Regions from separate parts of the Homo sapiens genome. Here region 1 is linked to region 2. The links are chromatin contacts, found by Hi-C or POLR2A ChIA-PET in ENCODE. All regions are on one chromosome and are shown on one strand. The core of a region is the stretch at or near the end of the contact, and the rest is flanking DNA. Distances in the headings are between cores, read along the strand shown.

Region 1 (2,944 bases), core at 271-2,770, 210 kb after region 2:
TGGGTGGATCACGAGGTCAAGAGATCGAGATCATCCTGGCCAACATGATGAAACCCCGTCTCTACTAAAAAAACAAAAATTAGCTTGGTGTGGTGGCGTGCACCTGTAGTCCCAGCTACTCAGGAGGCTGAGGCAGGACAATCACTTGAACCCAGGAGGCGGAGGTTGCAGTGAACCAAGATCATGCTACTGCACTCCAGCCTGGCTACAAAGCGAGACTCTCTCTCAAAAAAAAAAAAAAAAAAAGGCATAAAAACTAAGAGATCTTATGATGTGGGAGCCCAACCTAACCTAGGTCTGGGAGACCAGAGAAATATTCCTCGAGGTGTCCTTTGAGCTGAAGGCTGAAAAATAAGTAGAAATGAATTAGAAAAAGGAGGGAAGAACATTCTAGGCAGAGGGATTAGCATGGACAAAGACTCAGTGGTGAGAGGAAGCTTAGCAAGTTCAAGGACCTGTAAGAAGCTAAGTGTGGCTGGTGCAGGGCTGGGAGTTCCTGTCATGGCAAAATGACAATGGGGGTGCAGGTCAGGATCAGAGCACACAGGGCCTGAAATTCTCGTAAAGGCATCTAGTCATTATTCATCTTTATATCTGATATGGTTTGGCTGTGTGTCCCTAACCAAATCTCATGTTGAATTGTGATCCCAAGTATTGGAGGTGGGGCCTGGTGGGAGGTGATTGGATCATGGGGCTGGTTTCTAATGGTTTAGCACCATCCCCCTCATGCTGTCTTGTGAGAGAGTTCTCACGAGATCTGGTTGTTTAAAAACATACAGCACTTCCCTCTTCGCTCACTCCCTCTTTTATTGGCCACGTGAAGACGTGCTTGCTTCCCCTTTGCCTTCCTCCATGATTGTAAGTTTCCTGAGGCCTCCCCTGCCATGCTTTCTGTACAGTCTGTAGAATGGTGAGCCAATTAAATCTCTTTTCTTTATAAACTACCCAGTCTCAGATAGTTCTTTAAAGCAATGTGAGAATGGACTAATACAATGTCCCTGCTTAATCAGTGTTGAATAAATGAATGTAAATTGATGATTGTCTATTGAGAGACACCAGAGTACTGTATGTGAAAACAAATAAAAAATGTTTATCCTTTCCAAATGAATTTGCATCCACTAGTGACTATTTAGATTCAGAGTTGAAAGGCTTGTTTCAAGCAAAAATGACTTCTGATATTTAAAAAGTATTTATAAAAAATTACCAGTGTAAGTATTTATTTAAAATTACCAGTGTATTAAGATCTGTACCAAATACTGAACTGGCCTTGGTTCAAATCAGAGGTATTTCTAACCTATAAAGGAAAGAGACTAGAACAAAGTGCTTATAAAACAGCTTAAAAATACCTACCCCTAAAAGGAGGTCAGGCTGCAGCCTGATCATCCAGGTCACAGACAGTGAGCTGCATCAGTCAACAGTTACCTGGGTAGTTGTTAAAAATATAGCTTGTTAAAAATAGAGTAGTTCAGACTCCACCCCAGACCCAGATCAAAATGTCCAGGGGTGGGGCTCAGGCCACTGCCAGATTGCTATTAAGCAACCCCTAAGCAAACCAAAGTTTAAGGATCCCTAACATAGTGACTTTTTTATTATGGTAATATATCTAGTTTTGTGTGTGTGTGTGTGTGTGTGTGTGTGTGTGTGTGTGTGTGTGGCGTGTTAGTGGTGTTATTTATAGTGAAGCTAGAAAGAGGATCAGAACTAGGACAAGCAAGGTGGGGATAGCAATGGATATCAGGAAGGTTGAGAATAGAAAAGGGAATTGAGTAGGGAGGTGAAGGTTAGGCTCCTGAAATAAGCAACCCAGAAAGTACTGATTAGTCTTTCTTATCACTCGACCTCCCCTGGTGGTAGTGAAGATGTTTAGGTTTCTGGGATACTTTGAGGTCTTATTCCCTAGCCCTGTACCCAATAAGGCACCACCTTGACATTTCTCCTTCTTGCTCACAAAGTGTAATCACACCACTGAGAGTCTGAGAGGTGATGACACACCCCAAGCAGTGGGAGCCCAAGAGCCCGAAGTGGAGGTCAACCCAGAAGCCAGAGCTGCCCTGGCTCCCCATATAGCTGGGGTAGAAGTAGAGGTCGGTCCTACAGGACAAACACCAATCCTCCTGGGAGCAGATGGTGTCTATGGCTAGGGATTTGGTCCTTAACAGTGTCCACAGATTGACTGCTTTGCATCCTACAGGCTTGCTACCTGCGAGACTGACAGACCCTTCCAGAGAGCAGGAGGTCAAGGGGCCCAGATGCTGAGCAGGCACACAGGGGAGGGTACACAGAAGCAGCCCATGAACCGGTTCCTGCAGGGTCGCCTGGCTCTCAGCTAGCCCCTGGTGAAAATATTTCATATTTCCAAACACCCCCCCAAATTGTATTTTTTAACATATGAACATCTTTAATACATATAAATGCTTTCCTAGAGCCTGGTTGTCTGGCCTGGGCTCCCCAGCAAGGGAGGAGAGTTCATAGTCTACTTGAAGCTACATACTGGGCAGAGGAATCTATAGAATATTCACACATCAATGTTTGTTTCTGTGTTGCTGGTAAATGGAGAAGGCTTTGGATAAAGGCTGAGGTTAGTTAGAACCTCAGTTCTTCCTCACTTTTTCCTACTTTCAACACCCCTAGTGGGATTCCAGCTCTCAAACCAGCCTCTCTTTGAAGAAGTTGTGCAGACAACTTCAAATAAGGGAAACCTTCACCTGTAAGCCAAGAAGAGACCTGGCTTTTCTCTTGTGTCCTGGGCTTCTTCCTCACCCTGAGGTTAAAGGACCAGAATTTGTGAGGGGGAGGGGAAGAGGATGCAGAGATGAAGCTCTTAATCACACTCTATGGCAGGCCAAATACTGGCCTCCAAAGATGTCTACACTCCAATCCCCAGAACCTGTGATATGTTATGTTACATGGCAAAAGGACTTTGCAAGTGTGATTAAGGTTACCG
Region 2 (2,754 bases), core at 162-2,661:
TAAAACAACTAGTACACCAATTCCATTCAATAAAAGAAAGGCACTGGCTAGAGAGTTACAGTGTTCACAGTTACTTTAGAACAAACTGGCTAAAATTAAGGACAGATAGAAACTGTCTAATGGCAACAAGAGAGCAAAGCACAGAGAAGAAAAAATGTGAGTGGAATCAATGGGGGAAAGGCATACTCATCCACTTCTTTCATACTCCTGAAGCTTATTGCCATCAATTATTTGTAGGTCTCCCCCAGGAACAGTTTTCCCTACTGGGTTATTTACATAACCTAACTTCAGAAAGCTCTCACTTTTCTTCCCTGACAAACAAAAAGAGAGAGAAAAAACAATTCTCAAACAACTTTGCTTTGAGAATTTTTCTTTCATTTATACATCATATATTCCATCATTCTATTGACCAAGGTCCCTATCACTATTAGAAGAAAGTTGCCAAATCTCTCATTCCTTCCTCTAATACAATCTGCTTTGATATATGCAAAGGTCTCAGAAGCTTATCTGACTGAACAAGAACACAAGTTCTCATTTCCTAATAACTTCCTGAATATTTTATTATCGTTTCCGCCCAGGAAATTTATTCACTCTATGTAGCTCCAACACAAACAGTTCATTTCTGAAGGGAAACTATTCAAGTATAGCAGAAACTCATATAAAAGAGTACTTCCAATAGGCTGTTGTTAAACTATGTATCCGAGTGAAAAAATGAGTTGAAAATACATATGAATTTAGAAATACACAAAAAATAAAGAGAGACATTTATTTAAAATAAAAATATTTTCCCATACTAATTGATTAAATACAAAGAAAACCCACTGGCCTATTTGATTGAATAGTACCAACAGCAAAATTGATTGAATAGTACACTTAAGATCTAGATTTACGTTTCAACCATACCTACATTTCAACTATAACGCAGTAAAAATATATTTTAAAAGTCCAAAAGTAAGATTTGAGTAATTTTGGCCATTAGCGAGAAAAATTATTGGTACTCTTTTCAAGGGAAAAAGATTTCTAGAAATTGCCTTAAATGTCTTAACATAATTTGTATTCCTAGGGCCACAATTTTGGGCCTATTACATGGCATAATAGCCTACAATACATGCCAAACTTCACAGTAAATCCTCTCTGCTCTTTGGAGCTAAGGATGTGGGGCAGTAAACAACCAGTAACAATAAGATTCCAAAACAAAATCTATTTGGGCATTCTCTTTGCCATACACAACTCTGAACAATTAAAAAAGAGCTTCTTTCCTTTCTCTTTGAAATAGAGGAAGTAGTCTGACTAAACAAAGGGTATAAGAGATAATGCACTTAGAAAGAAAGGGAATTCCAGGAGGGAAAACCACACTGTTTAGTATTTCGTAATGCAGCAAGCTGGTTAAGAGCCTGGCCTGAGTTCAAATTCCTGCTTGTCATTTACTAGGTATATAACCACAGATTAAATGACTTACTATATCAACACACTTTTTAAAAATCTCCAGCACACAGTGCTTTACACATGAGAAAACTAAAGCACAGAGAGGTTAACCAGCTTGCCTAAGGTCCCCAAGACCTTAGAAACACCCAGCGCTGCTAGTGTTTCTAGAGGAGGCATGAAGGAAGAGATCTGCAGAAAGATACAAGGAAAATACAGCTAACTGTATCTTAACTCAATAGAAACATAGAGCATCTACTGTATCTGTGCAACCAACGGTTGCCCGTGCCACACCCTACACCTCAGTGTCCCTAAAATCTTTTAAGAACACTTTACTGTGTGTTAGACCTCTTATTTAGCAGGACGGTAGGAAACACTGCCATTGTTTTAGATAAACAGAGCCCTTTGTGGACTGGGGCTGGGAAATGAAACTAGACCAGCCACCTATACTGCTCCTCCTGAATCATCCTTGAAGACATCAGCATGAAAACCAACAAATTTCAGGTGATAAAAATCTACAGAACATTCAAACATCCACTGTGTTTAATACGGCAACACAACTGAATACAGTATATCACAGAAAGCATTCTACATTGTCAATATCCTTCTCCCTGCTTCTCCTGCAGGGATTCTCTAGCTTACTTGAACAGGGAACACTTTCCCCTCCCCTAATATAAAACTATTAAACTACTAGATTAGAAGAACAATGGTCCATGAAACACCAACTTGGGTAAACAGCCTAGACTGAACCCACTCTTCCAATTCACAGTATACACCACTGTCAGATCAAGGACGCTTCTTTTCTATCCCTTTCTTGTGCCACTTCACATCACCACCCTAAACCTCCAAGTAAATTACTTTCTGTTGCCCATATCACCAATGCTTTCCCACTTCTGGATGTTTGCTCATTATACTTCCTCTCCCGCTTCCCATCGCCATAGGTCTGTCTCCACTGCTAAGCCAGGGCCAACATCCTGCGCAATGGACAGAGGAACCATGTACCCAGCCTTCAAGATCTATCAAATTCTATCATCCCATAAAGCTTACACTGAGTTGCTTCATGGAAGTAACCTTCTCATTTTTAGAAAACCCAAAGCACTCTGCACCCCTTTTACAGCATATATCACCTTCTCCTCAGCAGTATTATTTTTACGTATGATATGCCATTTGTTAGACTGGTAACTTATTTCTCCCGTTACCTAGCACAGTGCCTCATACATAGCTGCTCAATAAATGCTTGTTGAATGAATAAATGAGTCTGAGAATCTATTTCCCATCAGAGAATCATAATTAGTTTTTGCTAAACACAGTTAAATAGACTGGACTTCTCCT

The links. A loop is a pair of places that touch in the nucleus more often than their neighbours do. ChIA-PET counts read pairs that join two places held with the same protein, here RNA polymerase II (POLR2A). Pooled maps may share reads with other maps.
Region 1: a loop to region 2 is called in a map of gastrocnemius medialis, with 2.6 times the contacts of the local background. The contact joins two enhancer-like sites. A Hi-C loop is called at or near these places in 1 of 168 maps with a recorded cell type or tissue (gastrocnemius medialis) and 1 of 50 pooled maps. POLR2A ChIA-PET finds 5 or more read pairs at or near these places in 1 of 52 experiments (RWPE1).

Annotation. Positions count from the first base shown.
Region 1 is chr15:72,868,432-72,871,375 of GRCh38, reverse strand. No RefSeq gene overlaps it. Among named protein-coding and RNA genes, the nearest start is that of ADPGK, 86 kb to the right of the region's middle. Within about 2 kb of position 1,520, at least 2 of the 41 ENCODE cell types and tissues checked have a DNase peak (open chromatin) inside an H3K27ac peak, as active enhancers do.
Region 2 is chr15:73,077,573-73,080,326 of GRCh38, reverse strand. The region is part of intron 1 of NEO1 (neogenin 1); the gene reads right to left. Among named protein-coding and RNA genes, the nearest start is that of NEO1, 26 kb to the right of the region's middle. Within about 2 kb of position 1,411, at least 2 of the 41 ENCODE cell types and tissues checked have a DNase peak (open chromatin) inside an H3K27ac peak, as active enhancers do.